Regions from separate parts of the Homo sapiens genome. Here region 2 is linked to region 1. Evidence: chromatin contacts called from ENCODE Hi-C or POLR2A ChIA-PET data. All regions are on one chromosome and are shown on one strand. Each heading gives the region's core, a stretch centred on a gene start or an enhancer-like site at or near the end of the contact. The rest is flanking DNA. Distances are from core to core; before and after follow the strand shown.

The links. A loop is a pair of places that touch in the nucleus more often than their neighbours do. ChIA-PET counts read pairs that join two places held with the same protein, here RNA polymerase II (POLR2A).
Region 2: a map of posterior vena cava shows a loop between it and region 1 (11-fold over the local background). The contact joins two enhancer-like sites. A Hi-C loop is called at or near these places in 1 of 168 maps with a recorded cell type or tissue (posterior vena cava) and 1 of 37 single-sample maps with no recorded cell type. POLR2A ChIA-PET finds 5 or more read pairs at or near these places in 1 of 52 experiments (WTC11).

The regions. Positions count from the first base shown.
Region 1 is chr5:123,915,087-123,919,758 of GRCh38, reverse strand. No RefSeq gene overlaps it. Among named protein-coding and RNA genes, the nearest start is that of CSNK1G3, 410 kb to the right of the region's middle. Within about 2 kb of position 2,883, at least 2 of the 41 ENCODE cell types and tissues checked have a DNase peak (open chromatin) inside an H3K27ac peak, as active enhancers do.
Region 2 is chr5:124,526,117-124,530,646 of GRCh38, reverse strand. No RefSeq gene overlaps it. Among named protein-coding and RNA genes, the nearest start is that of LINC01170, 90 kb to the right of the region's middle. Within about 2 kb of position 3,051, at least 2 of the 41 ENCODE cell types and tissues checked have a DNase peak (open chromatin) inside an H3K27ac peak, as active enhancers do.

The sequences.
Region 1 (4,672 bases), core at 1,634-4,133:
CAGACTGGAATAAAATATTTGCAAAGGATAAATCTGATAAGGGATTAATATCCAAAATATATAAGGAATTCAAACAACTCAATAGCAAGGAAAAACCCCAATTAAAAAATAAGAAAAAGACCTGAATAGAAATTTCTTTTAAGAAAAAGACATATAAATAGACAACAAGTTTATGAAAAAAATACTCAATATCACTAATCATCAGGGAAATACAAATTAAAACCACAACGGGATATCACTTCACACATGCTAGAATGGCTATTATCAAAAGGAGGAATGATATTATAACAAGCATTGGTGAAGATACAGAGAAAAGGGAACCTTTGTACACTGTTGGTGGGAAAACAATATGGAGTGTATTCGTCCACTTTCACACTGCTGGTAAAGACACACCTGAGACTGGGCAATGTACAAAAGAAAGAGGCTTAATTGGACTTACAGTTCCACGTGGCTGGGGAACCCTCACAATCACGGCCAAAGGCAAGGAAAAGCAATTCCCATCTTACAGGGATGGCAGCAGGCAAAGAGACAATGAGGAAAACACAAAAGCAGAAACCTCTGATAAAACCATCAGATCTCATGAGACTTATTCACTTCCACGTGAACTGAGGAAACCACCCCCATGAATCAATTATCTCCCACAGGGTCCCTCCTACAACACATGGGAATTATGGGAGTACAATTCAAGATGAGAAATGGGTGGGGACACAGAGCCAAACCATATCATGGAGGTTCCTTAAAAAATTTAAAATAGAAATACCATATGATACAGCAATCCTACTTCTAAGTATATAGCCAAAGAAAATAAAATTTGTATGTTGAAGAGATAGCTGCCTTCCTATGTTCATTGCAGCATTATTCACAATAGCCAAGATATGGAATCAACCTGAGTGTTCATCAACGGATGAATGGATAGAGAAAATGTGGCATACATATACACACAATGAAAGACTATTCAGCTTTTAAAAAGAGGAAATCTCTACATTTGCAATAAAATGGATGAACCTGGAGGTTATTATGTTAAGTAAAGTAAGTCTGGCATAGAAAGACAAATACCGCACGATCTCACTTATATGTGGAATCTAGAAAGTTGAACTCACAGAATTACAGAGTAAAATGGTTACCAGAGTTGCCGGTGGGGAGGGCAGGGAATTGAGAGATGTTGGCCAAAGATTACAAAGTTTTAGTTCTACAGGAGGGATAGGTTTTTGAGGTCTATTGCACAGAATGATGACCATATTTAATTATAATATATCATATATTTCAAAATTGTCAAAAGAGAAGATTTAAATGTTCTCAGCACAAAAATAATAAGTATGGGAGATGGTAGATAGGTTAATTATCATGATATAATCCACAATGCATGTACATATATATATTATATATTTATATATAAACATCACATTGTATTTGTGTAATTTGTGTATTTGTATATTTGTGTATGTGTGCACATGTAAAAATACACAATTATTATTTGTCAATGAAAAATAAATCTAATTACTCAAAATCAGCATAATTATTTAAATATAGGAGACACAGATGATAAACTATGATGTGAACTTTTAAAGTCATGTGTTCTGGACTGAATTGTGTTCCCCCAAAATTCATATGTTGAAGCCCTAACCCCCCAAGATGACTGTAAGTCGTGATAAGGGCTTTAAAGAGGTATTAAAGGTTAAATGAACTTAGAAGGATAGGGCCCTAACCAAATAGAACTGGCACACTTACAAGAAGAGGAAGAAATGTCAGGGGCATGTGTACATGCACAGATAAAAAAGGTCATTGAGGACACAATGAGAATTTGGCAGTCTACAATCCAAGGAGAGAGTACTAAGAAGAAACCAAACCTACTAACAAGTGGATCTTGTACTTCCAGCCTCCAGGACTGTGAGAAATAAATTTCACTTATTTAAGAGCCACCCAGTCTGTGATATTTTGTTATGGCAGCCCTAGAAAACTAATACATTTTTGTGTTCAAAAACGATGTAATGTTGTAAGAAAATATATATTGTTGCGATATAGACAATATAAGAAACTAAATCTCTTTATCTCTCTTTCTGCCTCTCTTTGCCTCTTTATTTCTCTTTCCTCTCCTCTCCTCTCGTCTTCTTTCTCTCTCTTTCTCTCCCTCCCCTTCTCTCTTTCTCCACCGCCCACCCACACACATACACACACTGGAAAGTTTTATGCCCAGATTTTACTTTGGTTGGTATGGGTAGCTTTAATTATCTTCCTTATAGTTATGTTTACATTTTTCTATAATAAATATATCATGATAATTATAAATAAATTATACATTTTAAAAGTTATTGAGTTCAAATACTCAGTTCCTGCAGATGTTAGAATACTCATGGAAAATGAAACACAATTCTGTTGACATGATAATTGAAAAGAGAACTTTTTACTCCAAAGCTGCATTGACATTAATTGCTTTTTGCTTCCCAAAATACAATTATTTTCATAAAACAGGTTTCCTATCTCTGTAAAAAATTTTTTTAAAAATAATAAAAGGTGAAATAATTATTGGAAAGAATTAGGAAAGATGAAAAATGTGAAAGCAATGCTACGATGCCAAAATAGCTATTCTAAACATTTGTGCTTGCTATGGCTTGCAGTTAAAATTTAAAAATAGCACTTAAATATGCGTGTTAATAACATCCAGAAGGCATTTCTTTCAAGCCTGTTTGGGCTGTTGAAGGGTTTAATTTAACCACAGCATTCATTTATGTCTAGCAGTTAAATTTTTTCTTTTAAGCTCAAAGGAACTGTGAGTTGTAACTATGATCTAATTGGTAAGGAATGAAGAATGTTTTTCATGTTTTATAGACAACATGAATCCTGATCACTTTACAGCAGTAAATTATGAAGTACTCCACTTGTTGTGTCTCCCTGTGGAAGCCAGGGCTTAGCTCATTAAACTATAAAAATAACTTGCTGGGTTCGGCAGCTTCTAGAAAGGCTCTCTGACAAGGTGGGTTATTTTTATTTCACTAATACACATTCACTAGGCAGTCCAGAGCAAGCGAGATTCTTTATGGTCCCCAACTAAATCAATTTATAACTACATCTACATGTCAGAGGGGACGTGCAAAGAACCTAAACTGCTATATAGGAAGATAATTTATTATTGATTTTTTCAACCTTTTTTTAAAAAGCAGCTACATTTCACTGGCTTCCTGGTTCCTTTCTGCAACGCAAATGACCTGTACAACACTTGTGACATGTCAAACCAGTCTTCTACGCGGGGAGAAAAAGGGCATACAAGTCGGGAGTGCCTGGTTTCCTGATGGCTTAAAGAGAAATAAAGAATGACCTTTGGGACATTTGAAAACAAGGAGCAAAAATCATCTGTCCACTCTCCCCATTGTGAAAGACCTTAAAAAATTAAGTGCTAATGATCTACTGTTTAATATGCATACTAAATTACCTCTTACCTAATAAACCAGGTAACTTACTTAATTTTACTGGAAGAAAAATTACTATAAATTTTATACTTTTTCTCTTGGCCTTAAAGAGTCAAATATCCAGTTGCAAATAACTTGAAAATCATGCCCACAGCTCATGACTGGAGGAAGTTAGAAAAAGACTGTGATACAAAATGTGTAGCCTGCAGAGTTTGCTATCGAGCCCTGTAATGATCGATTCCATTCACTTGACTCTGATTCTATAGTGAATAGACTCTTTAGCAAGGACTTAGCAGCAGCAATTTCAACAGAACATTTTTTTTCCATGATTAGAACAACAGCCATGTACTTAGACTGCAACTCTAAGTTCTACTTACCACAGAGTTATTTTACCTGTATTCCTTATATTTACAAAGTCAAATAAAAACAACCTCTGTTATCAGAATACTGTTAGGATTTACTGGTAAAATATTAAATACCATGTACCATGACAATAGATTACATGAACAGTTATCCTATAATGATTGTGACATAATGAAAATAACAAAAGTGTCTTACGCATATTTCATCCCATTTGGGCAGAAAATCTACCAAGAATTACCATCGTTCCCACTCCCACTGCCATTTCTCCCACACTATCCTTCCCCCATGGCTGGTGTTAAGATTTTATTTTGTACATTCTTGGTAAACTTGTTAAAGCTAAAACTTACTCCTGCAAATGTTATGATTTTCCTCCCTTAGATTAGAAGACTTTATTTTACATTAAAATGCTCTCACAGGTAAGTGGGAATTATGGGATTTAGGCCCCTCACGTAGTAGATTCTGAAACACTTGAAATCAGAAGTTTTGGGTTTGAATCCTGACCACCACCTACTAGGTTGTAATAATCTAATACAAACCCTATTTCATAATAAAGTGCTGACTATCTCACATAATTTATTGAATACTGTACTGAAAGTGAAAAACAAAATGGTTGTACTCGAAGTACAGTCTCTAGTAATGCATATCACTTCTGCACCACTACAAAGTGGAAAAATCCTCAAACTATTGTAAGTCAGGGACTATCTACCTATTTTTCTCTTGCTGCTTTTAAGACTTTTTTCTTTTCCTTCGTCTTTTAACAGTATGATGTGCCTAGGTGTAGATTTCTTCATATTTATCCTACTTTGGGTTTGTTGAACTTTTTGAATGTGTAGTTAACGGTTTTCATCAAATTTGGGGATTTTCTGGCCATTATTTCTTCAAATATATTTTCCATTGCTTTCTTT
Region 2 (4,530 bases), core at 1,802-4,301, 610 kb before region 1:
TTAGGAGCTGACCCAATGGTCCATTTAATACACAACAAAAGCCTCAAAAATGGCAGTGGCCTGGGAGTGATGCATGATTGGAATGTGAAATAATTTGAAGAGCATTTAGACAGGAGAACAAAACAGGACATGGTGATTAATTGAATAGAGGGGTGTTGGTGACAGAGGAGTAGGAGTATGAGGCACATTGAGTTTTGTAGCTTGAGAAATTAGGGATTTGGTGGAGCCATTTCTCAGGTCAGAGGCTAAATGAGGAAGCCGACTTGGAGCTGTATGAACTCATAGAGGGCTCTGAAAAAGTCTGCAGACTTGGGGATGATGCCTTCCCATGGCGCCTGACAGCAATGTTTCCAGAAAGGAGTTGCCAGTGTCCAACGCACTGTTCCAGCTCTCAGCTAGAGCTGGAGTGTAAACAGCTTAGTTTCTTTTCATTTTGTACTTTTTTATTTTGAAAAAATCAGAAAGCCCAGTGTTCTATAAACCTAACTTTGGAGGATTTATTTCTCCATTTTGTCCTTGGATGAGGCCTTGCAGAATAGCCTGGCGTTACTGGCAAAAATAAACAAACAAACTGGGCGCGGTGGCTCACACCTGTAATCCCAGCACTTTGGGAGGCCAAGATGGGAGGATCATGAGGTCAAGAGATCAAGACCATCCTGGCTAACATGGTGAAACCCGATCTCTACTAAAAATACAAAAAATTAGCTGGGCATGGTGGCACGCATCTGTAGTCCCAGCTACTCGGGAGGCTGAAGCAGGAGAATTGCTTGAACCTGGGAGGCAGAGGTTGCACTGAGCCGAGATCTTGCCATTCTACTCCAGCCTGGGTGACAGAGAGAGACTTGGTCTCAAAAAAAAAAATAATAATAAATAAAAAATGAAAAAAAATGAATAAATAAACACTAGATTTAAAGGAAGACAACTATTTTAGCAGATTTGTTTCGTGATATGTTGAAAGCAGAGTGCAATGTGGCTATAACAGAGAGCACATTTAACCTCTATGTAATGTAGAAAGTGTCATAGATGCTTCCAGTTACTTTTTCCTGCTTATTAAATAAGAATGATGAAAACCAGCATTTTAATCTATCTTCCCTAATCTCTGTTCGACAGGCAGATGGGATTCTCCTCTTTTCAAAGCTCATGTACACAGTAGAGATAAATTTATATAATACACTAGATTCTCACTAAATTGGTATAAGCCCCACTCTCCTGCTGTTAAAGCATCTTATGGATTTTTAAACAAACAATATTTCATTTTAGATGAAATCTTTATTATTATTTGACAATTGGATATGAAACTGGAATGAAAATCTGAATATAAAGACATGCAAAAATAAAATGAGTCAAGCTAAAAGTGTTAATGTCATTTAGCGTGAACACACTTGCTTGGCGGGGCTCAGAAATGATTGTCTAGTGACTTGATTTAGCATTCTTTGGGCAACCAATAATGAAGGGTGTTTGGAAGAAACTTAACAATTTTTTTTTTTTTGATAACAGTCTCTAAAGGTGGTTTTCACTTCTATTTAAGCAGCAGAACTCTTCTTCAAGTGAAACCACAGGAACCACACCATATATTCAGAACCCAACTGAGAAGAGTAAAGTTGTGACTCATAGCCTGGATGGAAAGGGAGAGTCAAGCTCTGGATCCCCATCTAACTCCCCCAGCATCCTCTCCAAGGCAAGTAGTGGAATGTCTAAGGCAACTCAGAGAACACTTTGAAAACCACTCATAAGGAAAAGCAGAGATGGCCATGATCTCCCACATCTTAGAAGATACACATTTCGGCCAGGTGTGGTGACTCACGCCTGTAATCCCAGCACTTTGGGAGGCCGAGGCGGGTGGATCATGAGGTCAGGAGATCAAGACCATCCTGGTTAACATGGTGAAACCCCAATTCTACTAAAAATACAAAAAATTAGCCAAGTGCGATGGCACGCGCCTGTAATCCCAGTTGCTCTCCTGAGGCAGGAGAATCGCTTGAACCCAGAAGACGGTGGTTGTAGTGAGCCGAAATCGCACCACTGCACTCCAGCCTGGGTGACAGAGCAAGACTCTGTCTCAAAAAAAAAAAAAAAAAAAAAAAAAGAGGATGCACATTTCAAACTGGAAATGGCAATTCTCTTGGCAATACTTGTGTGTGTCTTTTAAAAATTACCTTTGTTCGCTTTAGAGGATGGTATGTTTTCAGGGCTGGCCATAGCTCTTCCTCTGTCTAGGCTGGTGCATTCAGGCAAATTCTCTTTTCTATAGTCACGTGGAGAAGTTGCTTTGATCATTTTGAAAATGTAAACATGCTACATAAATGCAAGGCAAAGGGTGCTCATAGAGATATCAATGACATTCCATTGTTTCGTTTCTATCATAGTAGGTATGCATCTTATTCCTAGATGTGAATGTGTGAGAGATGTCACGCTGCCTCGTTTTCCTAAATTAAATGAAATCTGTCTCTGAGTTCTTATTCCATTGCGACTGCAGGAAATTTAGTATCATCCATTGTTTGGGCTTCAATCTGACTCTGTCCCAGGGTTGTAGGAAAGTCCCAGAGATCTTGAGGTGGCAGATCATTTGGCATAGTTGTCCTTCTTGGTCACAGGCAAATTGCTAATTTCCTAGGAACTTCATGTTAAAAACCAAATGTTCTTGAATTTGTACCATTGCTTCCGAATCTTTCTGGGGGCAAGAATGCTGTACATCCCCAAGGTTGACTCATCCTAGGATAGTTTGCCAGGGAATTTATGAACAGACCACACTAATACTCTCCCAGGATGGCTGTAGGTATTCTCTACTCAATGATGAAATCTTTTATAACAGGTGATTTGACTCTTTACCAAAGGATCATGAAACTATTTTGCCCCAGCTCTTTCCTCATTTCTGACTCAGTTCTGAATGCTGCTGCTTTTACCTAACTATCAATATTACTCATTTTTCTATCGCTACACAAGTAGTGTGTGTGCACTCTGAGCTATTTAAAACATTGGCAATGTCTTGGTTCCTTCCCTGCACCCCCACACCCCCGGTCTCTCTTCCAGGAGTTTTTTGCTATAATAGATGTGCTGGCTATTTTTTCACTGGCACTCTTGATAGAAGCTGCCTGGCAGTAAATACTGCACACTACTGCAGACTGCCTCCAACCGGATTTCTTAATCCTTAGCTTGTTCCAATACTGGTATGGCTGAGTTAGCACATTGGGTGCAATAAAACACTAGGGCTGGTCTGAGATAGAGAGAGACAAAAAAGCCTTCCTCATTCTCAAAATTCTTTCAAAAGGCTTTATTTCTGGAGTCAGAGATAAAACAGGCTAAAGTCCATAAGCAAACGATGAACTTTGAAGTCCAGGCTGCTGAGACTCAGCAGCGCTCTAGATGGGGAACGCAATCATCATTGCTTGCAATAGGTTTGCGTTGCCATTTTGTAAGCTGCCTTCTTATGTGTAAAAATGGAATGGAAGGCTTAAAAAAATCTTACTGCCTCTTGGCCACCCTTAAATTACACTGGTCTCAAAAGCCATTTTTCAATGGAGCAGAAAATATGGGGCCATGTAGAATCTCCATATTCCATTAGTAAATACAGTGAAAAAAGAAAAAAAAAGACTGATATAAAAAATTTTAAAATCGCATTTGCACAAGAAGTAAGGTGATTTCCATAAGGAGACTTCTGGTTTGTAAGTCTGTGAACGGCATATAGGAAAATCAGAATTACTGACATATTTGGTATTAATTAGTAAACAAGTTGTGGAGACTGCTAGCTGTCCACCAAAACCACTTTTCTATTTCCTTCATGGTAACGGAAGCTGTACAATGACTGCCTAGACACCTTACACTTCCCAATTGCCTTTGCAGTTCAGTGAGGCCAGGAGGCATAAAAGGAGAATATAGTAGTTTGTAGTCTCATGTCTGGACTTCAGAATTTTTTTTTTTGGCAGTAATGATATGATTTTGGATTGCAGGAAAAGCAATCAGAAGTCATTATTTCCTTGAATAGCAAAATCTTTAAAGCATAGTATTCTTTTTTTTTAATCTTTTTTTTTTATTATACTTTAAGTTTTAGGGTACATGTGCACAATGTGCAGGTTAGTTACATATGTATACATGTGACATGCTGGTGCGCTGCACCCACTAACTCGTCATCTAGCATTAGGTATATCTCCCAGTGCTATCCCTCCCCCCTCCCCCCACCCCACACCAGTCCCCAGAGTGTGATGTTCCCCTTCCTGTGTCCGTGTGTTCTCATTGTTCAATTCCCACCTATGAGTGAGAATATGCAGTGTTTGGTTTTTTGTTCTTGCGATAGTTTACTGAGAATGATGATTTCCAATTTCATCCATGTCCCTGCAAAGGACATGAACTCATCATTTTTTATGGCTGCATAGTATTCCGTAGTGTATATGTGCCACATTTTCTTAATCCAGTCTATGATTGTTTGACATTTGGGTTGGTTCCAAGTCTTTGCTATTGTGAACAGTGCCGCAATAAACATATGTGTGCATGTGTCTTTATAGCAGCATGATTTATAGTCCTTTGGGTATATAC